Linked DNA regions of Homo sapiens: all the other regions are linked to region 3. The links are chromatin contacts, found by Hi-C or POLR2A ChIA-PET in ENCODE. All regions are on one chromosome and are shown on one strand. The core of a region is the stretch at or near the end of the contact, and the rest is flanking DNA. Distances in the headings are between cores, read along the strand shown.

Region 1 (3,966 bases), core at 277-2,776, 98 kb after region 3:
ATCCCAGCCCAGCCCATATGGCCCCTACCTCCCAGCTGTTCATGGAGGTCCCTCTCTTGCTTCCCTGCAAAGAGGCTGGCCAAGCTGGTCTTCCCCACTCCAGGATCTCCAAGTAGCACCACACGGTAGAGAGCCTCCCAGGAGCCTTCAGAGTCGCTGGATTCAGAAGACCAATCATCTGGGGCAGGTGAAGGTTTCTGGGTGGGAGGGTTGAGGGAGGCTGATTGGCCCAGCCGGGGATGCTGGGATTGAGTGGAAGGCACTGTGCTCAGGCGGCCAGGCTGGTGGCCCCGTGGGGACAGGGGCAGTGGGGTGCTGGCTCGCCGGTGCAGAGGGGTCTTTGCTTCCTGCTCGGTGTTGAGTGTCATCTTTGGTAGGGGGGGGTTTGCTTCTTCCTTCTTTCCTTCTGAAAGAAGGGGGAATTGGCTGTCAGCCAATTGCTTTGAGCTGCTTCTTTCTATAGTGTCCTGATGAGCTGCTGTATGGCTTCTTCCAGATCCCCCTCTTGTTCAGATGGGAGTAGGAGGTGCCTCAGCTTCTTGGGGCAGAAAGTCCCTAGGTTTTCTGGCCTCAGGCTCTGCATAAACCTGGATCCGGATGGAAGGAGTGAGTGTGCAGGCTGTGAACACACAGACATGCACACCCAGAGGCCATTCCCTTGTCTTAAGGATGATCTACTCCTGATGACAGACAGGCAGGTGGAGGGGCAGTAGTAAGGTGGGATGTCCTCACATGCACACTCCCCATTCCGTGTACACGGACCTGCCCTTGCCACAGAACATGAGGCCCTGGCTCTGAAAGACATCTGAATTGTCCCCCTCCTCCCCTTCCCCACCGCTCTCTTTCACAGCTTCTGGGTTGGGAGTGCAGTTTCAGGTCTCCCCCAAGGGTAGGGGCTACTTAACTTTCGATGCCCAATTTCACGGGGTCTGAGGAGGAAGAGGCAGGAGGGCGGGTTGGCACTCCAGAAGCGCGAGGGGGGTATGGGGGTAACCCGACTGTAACCCGAGTGCCCTAGTGCCATGGGAACCGCGTGTCTGACCCGCCCCCTGTGTGAAAAATTCAGGAGCGGCTGGCGCTACGGCCTCCAACTGCTTTTGGGGACGGGAGCTGCCGCCGGTCAGGCCCCAGGTTAGGTGACAGGACAGGGTCCTGGCAGGGGACGGGGAGGGCAGACCACAGGGCCCGGGAACGCTGTGCCATTCCTGGAGTCTGGGTCCGAGCTTTCTCAGCCGGCATCCCGGGTGTGAATCCCCCATCCTGGGGTTGGAGGGGTCTTTGTCCAGGGCTATCCAGCCCTCCGGGTCCCAGGTCTGAAGACCCTCACCCTAGGGACGCGGTTTCGAAGCCCCCCTATTCCTGCCAACGCTGCCGAATCCCCCTTCAATCGCCTGGCGAACTCTGCTCCAACTTGAGCAAGTTGGCGGCGCGTAGCGCAGGGCTTTACCTCGGCGTGGGAGGGGTCCAGGGTCCCTCGCAGCTCCAGCGGCTGGATGCTCCAGGCTGTACCACCCGCCTCAGTGAGCAGCCCCTCAGGCCAGTTCCCCTCCCCTCGCCGCCTCGGCCGGGGGAGGAGCCGCGACCCCGCCCCATCCAGCCCCGCCCCATTAGGGCAGCCCCGGGGTCCCCGCCCCAAGGCCCTGGCCGCTCAGTGACTTTTCTGAAAGTGCAGAGCTCAGCTGACCCGCTTCTGCCAGCCCTACGCACCGGGTGAGGGTGGCAGACGAGAAAGGAAGGATGGGGGCTCTGGATTCCTGGGTCTGGAGCTCCATCTGCGTCCACATCTGTCCACTCCATCAAGGGGATGCACTAACATATTAGCCCCCAGAAAAACCACTTGGGGAACTTGCTAAATTTTCAGGTCCCGCCTTCCAAGAGAGGCGGATTCCACGGTGCTGGGGGAGGGGTTCGGGAATCTGCGTTTTAAACAAGTGCCCCAAGTGATCCTGATGCAGGCGGTTCACTGACCTCACTTTAAGAAACTCTGCTCTGGATGAAGAATTAATTTTGGGAGGTGGCTTGGAGGAAGAGAGAGCTCAGGAAGTCTGCACTGAAGAATTATGAAAATCTTATTTTGGCATCATTCATTCATTCACCAACTGAGGCTTAGCTGGGCCTGGGCCTGAGGTCTCTGCCACTCTGTCTACTGTTTCTATTACTGATGGCTGAAAAAAAAAATGCTCCCAGGTATGGAGGAGGAGGAAAGAGATTGCTGGTGACGTCGGCCATCCAAGGGGCCAGGATCCAGACTCTTTGACTGGGCTGCCTCCCTTTAGGTCTTGAGAAATTGGGGTGTGTCTGTGTGTGGAGCCCATGGAGACCAGGCTGCACCTGTGGGTGGGGCTCATTGTCATGGCTGAGGGGATTCAGGTGTTCAGCTTGGAATAACTCCCACAGCAGCTGAACAGACTGGCTCAGCCCCCACAGGTCTTGGAGCTGATACAGAACCCCCTCGTGCCTGGCTTCCTTCCGTGGCTTGGCCCTCTAAGCTTACCTTTCTAACTTGCAAGATGGGCCATGAGTGGTGCAGCACCCTTCATTGTCTGGGAGTGAGGTGACTTGGCTTTTCCATCTCTGCAGCACAATTGCTGTGTGACCTTAGGCAAGTCAACTTCCCTCTTTGGGTTTCAGTTTCTTTATTTAAAACTATAATATGAACAGCTTACACTCTTGCTAAAAAACTTTTGGTTGTCTATAATACAAAAGTCTGAACTTGGCATTCAAGCCCCAACCTATTCTCTGCAGAATCATTTCAACCTCTCCTCCCAGGAAAACCCTTGCTTGGCTCATGCCCTACTCTTCTAGGCACATTCTATTCTTTCTGCCCGGGATACCTTTTCCCCTACTCATCTTTCATGATGCAACTTAGATTCCTGTGTACCAGACACTGTTCTAAGCTCTGCACGGATATTATCTCAGGGGTTCTCAAACTTTGGCGGTGTGTTAGAATCACTTGGAGGGCTTGTTAAGCCACATTTTGCCGGGACCCACCCATACTCTCATCTATGACTAGTGATCTAACAAATGACCAGAGAGCTAACTTGTGACCAGTGTTAGTGAATCTGTGGTCTAACTTGTAACCAGTGGTTTAACCTGTGACCCATGGGCTGCTCTGTGACCTGTGGCCTTCTTCTGCTTAGGAAGAGGTGAATTCAGTAGGTTTGGGGTAGGGCTAAAGAACTGGTGTTTCTAACAAGTCCCAGGTGTTGCTGCTGCTTGCTGGGGGAACCATAGTATAGGAGCCACTGTATTACTTCATTTAGTCCCCTAAATGAGATGGGTAGCTATTACTCTCTATGACATGGGTACTATTACTCTTCCCATTTTAGAGTAGGCCTGCATACATGCTGTTCACTTGGCCTTGTAAGGGATGCTTGTCATCATTTCATAGACAACAGCCTGAGGCTCAGAGAGGTTAAGTGACTTGTCTGATGTCTCACAGCAGTTAGGGGGAGATGCGGGGGATTGAACTAGGTCTCTCTTAAGCCAAGATTTTTTCCACTCTCTTAGGTGGGGAAGATGTCTAGTTTCTGACCCTAGACACTGCCTCAGAAAATTCTACCTCCCCTTCCGAGCTCAACAGGCTCCGGAGGGTGTGGCTGACCAGTTCCCACGTAGCTGGCTGAAATCCCAAGCAGCCTGGGGACCACATGGCCTCATACTCCCACTTAGGCCTGCTGCCCACAGCACTGCCTTCATCTGCAGCTCAATAAAGCCTGGGCTGGAAGCAGCGAGGCTCAGCCTGCTCGGGTCTTTCCTCTTGTGCTCTCTCCAGCAGCCTCCCCAGGAGCCCCGTGGCCATGACACAGCTGCTTCTGTTCCTTGTGGCTCTCCTGGTTCTGGGTCATGTGCCATCAGGTAACAACATCGTGTGCATGTGTGTGTGTGTGTGTGTGCACATGTGTGCTTGTAAAAATGAGGACTAGACTCTCAGGTCCTGGAGGACAGAGGGGCCTCTATCAGCAT
Region 2 (3,763 bases), core at 1,009-3,508, 76 kb after region 3:
TTTTGAGGGCAGGAACAGAAGGACAGAAAGGAGGCGTCAGAGACAACGTCCTTAGCCCTGGGACTGGTGACTGATCCCTTTTAATCTCCTCTGGCTTGTCCTGCTAGGCTACTTTCTCTGTGTTTATTTATTTATTTATTTATATTCTTTTAGATGTGGGGTCTTACTGTATTGCCCAGGCTGGTCTCGAACTCTTGAGCTCAATTGATCCTCCTTCCTTGGCCTCCCAAAGTGCTGGGATTATAGGCCCTACTTTCTCTTTATCCTTACACGTCAACACACTAGGTAGTCACAGGTTCCCTAGATTCTTTTCAGCCTCCCTGCTTTTGCTCAAGATCTTCCCTGTGCCTGGGACATCCTTCCAATCCTGAGATTCCATTTTTCTAAAAGAAGATAGCGGGAAGGTAGGCCAGTTCTTTAAACCATGGCCATTCCTTGTTTGGTTATACTGAAACACTAGATTGCGTCTGGTCTCTGGCAGTCTTCTGATGGTGGTGGTGGTGGTGACTGTAGAACGGTATCCTCATCCCCTTGTCTTTGGTGGGGATACTGAGTCCCAGAGAGGAAAAGGGACTTGATAAAAACAAAACAGGGGATCAGACTCGGAGTGATTCTAGACTCAGAGTGGGGCAGCAACTTCTGCCTTACACAGCGGATGGGCCCGACCCCCCAAAAAGAGCTACTCAGTTCTGAGCATAGAGCCTGAAATTCCACCATTGGAGATTATTTCCTTTGGAGGGCAAAGGATGTTGAAGGCTCTTTGGTCTTCAGGGAGCCTCAGCCAATGTTGCAAACCCCTGCGATGAGTCCTACACAAAACTCATGTCAGCCTGTTCCCAGGAGGATGGGCTGGCTGACAGGCAGCCAAGGGTGAGATGCCGTGGGAAGGAGATCCTGACTGAGGGCTGGAGGAATGTGGGAAGCACCAAAGCAGGCAGAAAAATGGGGATAGGTGGGGGAGGGGCGGTGTCAGCTGTAGAGAGGGTGGGGCTGCTGTGAGAGCCTCGGGTGGGGGACTCAGGAAGCTTGACTTCACTGCCAGCTTGCTGTGTGATGTTGGGCAAGTCTCTTTCCTACTCGGAGCTCTGATATGGGTTAGTGCTATGGAACAGACTTGCTTCTGGTTTATCTTAAGGCTCTTGGGTGTCAGAAAGTTGGTGCCCCGGGGTAGTGGTTGCCATGGCAACTATCTCTAAGGAGATAGTGACCAAGGAGACTGTTGCCATGACTATGGTGACCAGGTAAAGAGCCAAATGATTGGTTCTCACTTCTTTCTTGAGACAGGTCCCTCCCCATCACTTCCTTCCATTACCTGCTCAAGTTCAGTGTGTGGGGTCCAGATAAACTGACACCTAAAGGAAGTGTCAGGAGTCAGGGACCTGCATTCTAATACCTTGTTTTACACTGCCTGGCAGTGTGACCTTGGGCAAGTCTCTGCTTCTCCCTGGGCGTTAGTTTCCTCATCTGAAAGATGAAGAGATTGCACAGGGCCTCTTCACCTCTAAATTTCTACCATTTGCCTTTAAACAGGAGACAAAGTTGTGATCCAAAGGGTTGTTTCCAGGAGTGATATGAAAAGTAGTAATAATGGTTGTGACCATCACTTACTGATGATCCACATAGCCCTGGGTGGCCCTGCCGTGGTAAGGGTACTACCCCTTTAATGGCTGTTAAGGGGAGGGGCCCTGGAGGCTTCCAGAGGAAGGCCTGGAGGGTCTGTTATACCTGGTACTTGGAGGACACTCAGGGCATGGGTTATTACCAACTAGTAGGAATGCATTTAAATATTTTAATGATTAGTATGACCATACCTTTGTATACTGAACAAGAGCCTTGGTTGTATCCATAATGGTGGAATTATGGGCATTGTGAGTAGCAAGAGGAGATTTACCAGGCAGAGGGACCGCACTGATGTCATAGAGATCAGGATGCATTTGATGTGGCTGATGGCTCTCAGATCTTAACCAGCCCTGGCGAAGATCTCTGAGAATAGGATCGATCCTTCTTCCTGGCCACCGCACCCTCCCTGAGTCAGCTGTGCGCATCCCCAGAGAGTCGAGTTTGCCAGCATCTCCATTCCAGGAGTGGTTGATGCCCAGATTCATGGGCAGGGCACAGCAGGAGTTGGCAGAGCCGGGGAGCCCAAGGAGGAAGCAGGGAGCTCGGGGAATGCCTGCCCCTCCTCTCCCAGGAGACCTGGCCCTGGACAGATGCCAGATCCTCATCCTCCCGGATCTGCCCCTCCGGCTCCTTCACCCACTGCGGTCCCAGCAGTTCCCTCCCCCTGGCCTCTCCCGGCAGGACATTGCAGACAGTTTCTCCGGGTGGACGCGGCTGCGCCTCCTCCCTGCACACTTTCCATTCCCAGCCCTGAGCCTCAGCCAGGGTTCCTCAGGAAAATTGGCTGAAAGAGACATTTTCCATGCTCTTGCCTCCTCTGCTGGGTGGCTGTCCCTTCCTCCACTCTCTCCAGTCTCTTCTCCAGCTGGTCACCCAGACCCAGAAGGAAGAGGGATATTTCTTCAAATGGCTGCTGCTCGCTCACCACTTCATTCCATGTGTTATTTCCTCTCCCTGGGCCTCATTTTCTTGATCTGTCGAATAAGCCAGCTACCCTGGGAAGCAGGCTTAGTTAGAAGCCAGACATTTCTGATTTAATCCTTAGCTCTGATCTTTACTAACTGTGTGACTTTGGACAAGCTACTTAACATCTTAGAGTCTTAGTTATCTTTTATCTGTAGAATAGTGTTATCTCTTACTGTTGTGAGGATTAATGAAATAACCTGGGAAAAGGGCTTAACTCAGTGCTCTTCACGTGTCAAATGCCCAATGAATGGCTATTAAAAAATTTAATTGTTATTAATGACTGCTAGGTGCTAGGTGCTGTGAGAGGTGCTTTACACACCCAGTTTCTAATCTAAATAACACCTATGCAAAGTGCTTGTCATCCTCCTTTGTAAAACTGACTGTCCAAAGGTTCAGAGAGGCCAAGTTACTTGCCCAAGGTCACAGAGCTGGCAAATGGCTGAGCCAGAGGGATTCAAATTCAGACCTGACTGATGCCAGATTTCCTGTTCTGGAATCAGGACTCTAGGCTGATACCAAGAGTATCAGTAACTGGATACCGAGGCTCTGGTAACTGGAATAAAGCACCCTCCTCTACCCCAGGCAGAGAATAAAGAATGAAATAGTCTAGGCTCAGAATTTAATGCAGCCCTTAAAAGCTGTAATTTCAAAGCTTCACTGTGGTTTTGGGCAGCTAAAGGGCACAGTCATTGAGCAGAATACAGCTCAACTTTGTTATAATTAGGGAAAAGCAAAATAGGCAATGAGACACCTTCCTTCCTACTTTCTCTCATCTTGTCCCCAATAAAAGGTCAAATGAGAAGAGACTGGTAATATCTAATGTGGGTCACAAAGTAGGGAATTTGGCACAATTCATCTGAATATAAACAAAACAGCCCCTTTGGAGGGCAATTTGGCAGGGTGTGTCAAAAGGTAAAACGTATGTGCCCTTTGACTAGTAAATTTGAATTTGGTAATCTCTTCTATACATGTAAAAATATTGAATGTCACACTGTTGTGAAGGGCAAAACATTTGCACTAACCTAAATGCCCCTCAATGGGTAAAATATGTTATGGTACATCCATACTGTAGAAAAGTAGTACAGCCATGAAAAAGAAAAAGGTAAAGGAAAAACTGACAGACTGGAAGGAGAAACAGTCACATACAACACTCCTTTCTCAGTAATTGATAAAACAA
Region 3 (4,042 bases), core at 1,382-3,881:
TTGTTATTTTTTTTTAGTAGAGATGGGCTTTCACCATGTTGGCCAGGCTGATCTCAAACTCCTGACCTCGTGATCCACCCGCCTCGGCCTCCCAAAGTACTGGGATTACAGGCGTAAACCACTGTGCCCGACCTTTTTTTTTTTTTCTTTTTTTGATAAGGAGTCGTGCTCTGTTGCCTAGGCTAGAGTGCAATGGCATGATCTCGGCTCACTTGCAACTTCTGCCTCCCGCGTTCAAGAGATTTTCCTGCCTCAGGCTCCCAAGTAGCTGGGATTACAGGCACCCACCACCATTCCTGGCTAATTTTTGTATTTTTTAGTAGAGACGGGGTTTCACCATGTTGGTCAGGCTGGTCTCGAGCTCCTCACCTCAGGTGATCCACCTGTCTCGGCCTCCCAAAGTGCTGGGATTACAGGCATGAGCCACCGCGCCCGGCCAAGAAAATTTTTTAGAGATTGGGAGGAGTCTTGCTATGTTGCTCAGGCTGGTCTTGAACTCCTGGCCTCAAGCATTCTACATCCTTTTGCGTCCCAAGTGCTGGGATTACAGGTGTGAGCCATGTCCAGCCTAATTAAAAAACTTTTCTTTTTTTTTTTTTTTTGAGACGGAGTTTCACTCTTGTTGCCCAGGCTGGAGTGCAATGGCACCATCTCGGCTCACTGCAACCTCCACCTCCTGGGTTCAAGCAATTCTCCTGCCTCTGCCTCCCGAGTAGCTGGGACTACAGGCGCGTGCCACCACACCCAGCTAATTTTATTTCATTTTTAGTAGAAACGGGATTTCACCATGTTGGCCAGGCTGCTCTCAAACTCCTGACCTCAAATGATCAGTCCGCCTTGGCCTCCCGAAGTGTTGGGATTACAGGCGTGAGCCACTGCACCTGACCATATTTCTTTTTAATACAGACAGGGTTTCACCATGTTGGTCAGGCTGGTCTCTAACTCCTGACCTCGTGATCTGCCTGCCGTGGCCTCCCAAAGTGCTGGATTACAGAGGTGAGCCACAGCGCGCCCGGGCCAAAGTTTTAAAAATACAAAATGAGGCCGGGCGTGGTGGTTCACGCCTCTAATCCCAGCATGTTTGGGAGGCCTAGACGGGCGGATCATGAGGTCAGGAGATGGAGACCATCCTGGTTAACACGGTGAAACCCCGTCTCTACTAAAAATACAAAAAAAAATTAGCCAGGGTGGTGGTGGGCGCCTGTAGTCCCAGCTACTTGGGAGGCTGAGGCAGGAGAATGGCATGAACCCGGGAGGTGGAGCTTGCAGTGAGCCGAGATTGCGCCACTGCACTCCAGCATGGGCGACACAGCGAGACTATGTCTCAAAAAAATAAATAAATAAAATAAAAAAAAAATGCAAAGTGAGCAGGGTGTGGTAGCACGCACCTGTAGTCCTAACTACTCAGGAGGCTGAAGTGGGAGGATGGCTTGAGTGCAGGAGTTCAAGGTTACAGTGAGCTATGACTGCCACACTGCACTCCAGCCTGGACTACAGTGAGAGCCTGTCTCAAAAACCAACAAGCAAAATACCCACCCACACACAGCTTAGTTTACATATATAGCAAAAATCTTCTTCCAAGCCACCTAACTCCTTTGTATATTCCTTGCCCTCAAATTTACTCAAAATAGTATCTCCCTTTTTTTAATATTTTGGAGACTCTTCCATAAATATCTATTGAGAACACACTATGTGTGATTTCCATGTATTTATTTATTTTACTTAATCCTCACAGCCATTATGTAGACGAGGAAAGTGAAGCTCAGAGATGGGAAGTCACTTGCCTGAAGCCGCAGGTTGGTAAACATTAGACTCTAGGTAATTTGATAATTTGTGTCCATTTATGAAGTGCCTGCTGTAGCCAGGCCCTCAGGATTGTCCCAAACCTTTATAGTCACTCTTACAACAAATACTGAGTGCCTTCATGTTTCAGGCAATGGGCCAAGTGTTGGGGCTACGGTGGAGAGGAAAACAAAGGCTTAGCCCATGGTTGAGGGAGGTTCAATTGTTCACCCCATTTTTCAGGTAAGAAAACCAAGGAAGAGAAGGGAAAGAAAGTGTCCTGAGATCACACGGTCACACGAAAATAGCTGAGGCACGGCGCGGTGGCTCACGCCTCTAATCCCAGCACTTTGGGAGGCCGAGGTGGGAAGATTGCTTGAGCCTGAGTTCGAGACCAGCCTGAGCAAGAGTGAGAACCGCCGTTTCAACTAGGGGAAAAAAAAAAAAGCCAGGCGTGGTGGGACACACCTATATTCCCACCTGAGGTGGGAGGATCGCTTGAGCCCAGGAGGTCGAGGTTGCAGTGGGCCGTGATCGCGCCACTGCACTTCAGCCTGGGCGACAGAGTGAAACCCTGCTGCACAAATAAAAGAGAAAAGGGAAAAAGAGCGGAGACAGGCAGCCCCGCTTTACAGGTAGGGAAAGTGAGGCACAGAGAAGTAAAACGACCTACCCAAGGAAACCCATCTAGTAAAGGCAGGGACCGGGATCGCAGGCTCTTGGAGCTCACCAGTCCCCGCCGGGCGGTGCTTGGCCCCTCCTTCCCCTCCGGCGGGCGTGGCCCGGCCGGGCCCGCCCCCTCCCCTGCGCGCGTTCCTGGCAGCCCGGCCGGCGTTTCCTGCCTGCGTCGCTGAGCTGGCGGGCGGGCAGCCCATCTGGCGGCCCCCGCGGGGCGGCGCGGGGAGGCGGCCCAGACTTGCTGGAGCCAGGCGCCGGCCCGGGGGCCCCCCTGCCCGCCTGGAGAACCCAGGTGTGGCCGCGGCGGGGGTGGGGGGTGGTGCTTTCCTTCCCGCTCGCTCGGCCCTTCCTGACGCACCAGGGCAGGATGCAGCCTCCTCCCGTCCTCTCCTCGGCCTCCGCCTCCCGCGCCCTGGCCCGGAATGCTGGAGGGAATCCAAACGCAGGGCGGGGAGGCAGGGGCAGGCCCCTGAGGCCCCGCCCCTGATAGCCATTTGATACCACCGCTAGTCTTGCCCGTGTTTGGGGTGACTCAGCTTCCCTGCTTGTGCAAGAACAGCTGAACTCTGACCTCCTGAATGGCCGACTCTTGCCTTGCTCCTCAGGGACCCCAGACACGATCGTAGGAACCGGAGGTACTACTGCCCTAAGCCATAGCGCTTGACATTATCCATTTATTCAGCAGTTTCAAGTCGCGGCAAGCGGCGTTTGACCACTTCTGTTCCCTGCCCAGTGCTTAACTGGTACCTGGTGCCGGCCTGATGGAGGCTCTGAAGGCTTTCCCTCAGAAAGCTGGACCCGCCCTGGGAAGCAGGTCCTAACCCCCCTTCACAGTCGAGCACAAGACCGCTTCATTCACACTGCAGGAGCCAGCCCTGCTGTCAGACTGACGGTGCCAAACCCCCTTCTCCAATGCTGCCCCCAAAAGGAACCAGGGATCCATTATCCTGATCATGTCAAACGGCACCACGGTGAATACGAGTCTTGGAAGCCAGACACTCTGGGTTCACATGCCCCCTGGGCCCGCCCTTACGGTCTCTGCCTCAGTTTCCCCATCGTAAGAATGATGTAGGTACCTCAAAGTGTTGTTACAACGATTAAGTAAATCTTAAGATACATTTGAAACTTGAACACGGGTTTCAATTGTGCAGGTGCACTTAAACGTGGACTTTTTTTCTACCTCTGCCACCCCTGAGACACCAAGACCAACCCCCTCCTCTTCCTCAACACAGAGACCAGGATGAAGATCTTTATTTATGATGATCCACTTTCACTGAATAATTTTTTTTTTTTTGAGACGGAGTCTCACTCTGTCCCCCAGGCTGGAGTGCGGTGGTGCAATCTTGGCTCACTGCAACCTCCGCCTCTTGGGTTCAAGTGATTCTCCCACCTCAGCCTCCTGAGTAGCTGGGACTACAGTCGCCTGCCACCATGCCAGGCTAATTTTTGTATTTTTAGTAGAGTCGGGGTTTCACCATATTGGCCAGGCTGGTCTCGAACTCCTGACTTTGTGATCCGCCTGCCTCTCTCGGCTTACTGCAAGCTCTGCCTCCCGGGTTCAGGCCATTCTCCTGCCTCAGCC

The links. A loop is a pair of places that touch in the nucleus more often than their neighbours do. ChIA-PET counts read pairs that join two places held with the same protein, here RNA polymerase II (POLR2A). Pooled maps may share reads with other maps.
Region 1: a loop to region 3 is called in a pooled map, with 3 times the contacts of the local background. The contact joins the promoter of REM1 here to the promoter of HM13-AS1 in region 3. A Hi-C loop is called at or near these places in 2 of 168 maps with a recorded cell type or tissue (K562 and PC-9), 1 of 37 single-sample maps with no recorded cell type and 8 of 50 pooled maps. POLR2A ChIA-PET finds 5 or more read pairs at or near these places in 6 of 52 experiments (BJ, GM10248, HCT116 and 3 more).
Region 2: a pooled map shows a loop between it and region 3 (4-fold over the local background). The contact joins the enhancer-like site here to the promoter of HM13-AS1 in region 3. A Hi-C loop is called at or near these places in 2 of 50 pooled maps. POLR2A ChIA-PET finds 5 or more read pairs at or near these places in 4 of 52 experiments (BJ, GM10248, MCF 10A and 1 more).

Annotation. Positions count from the first base shown.
Region 1 is chr20:31,472,848-31,476,813 of GRCh38, reverse strand. REM1 (RRAD and GEM like GTPase 1) reads right to left here and starts at 1,526. Exons shown (of 5, transcript NM_014012.6): 1 at 1,448-1,526; 2 at 29-587. The coding sequence starts at 368. DEFB124 (defensin beta 124) reads left to right here and starts at 1,687. Exons shown (of 3, transcript NM_001037500.2): 1 at 1,687-2,187; 2 at 3,776-3,858. The coding sequence starts at 3,801. RefSeq lists a silencer at 1,575-1,634.
Region 2 is chr20:31,495,491-31,499,253 of GRCh38, reverse strand. No RefSeq gene overlaps it. Among named protein-coding and RNA genes, the nearest start is that of LINC00028, 12 kb to the right of the region's middle. Within about 2 kb of position 2,258, at least 12 of the 41 ENCODE cell types and tissues checked have a DNase peak (open chromatin) inside an H3K27ac peak, as active enhancers do.
Region 3 is chr20:31,571,852-31,575,893 of GRCh38, reverse strand. HM13-AS1 (HM13 antisense RNA 1) reads left to right here and starts at 2,631. Exons shown (of 3, transcript NR_046853.2): 1 at 2,631-2,752; 2 at 2,971-3,095. LOC107985416 (a long non-coding RNA gene) reads right to left here and starts at 2,884. Exons shown (of 3, transcript XR_005647051.2): 1 at 2,456-2,884. RefSeq lists silencers at 680-849, 2,352-2,931 and an enhancer at 2,733-3,274.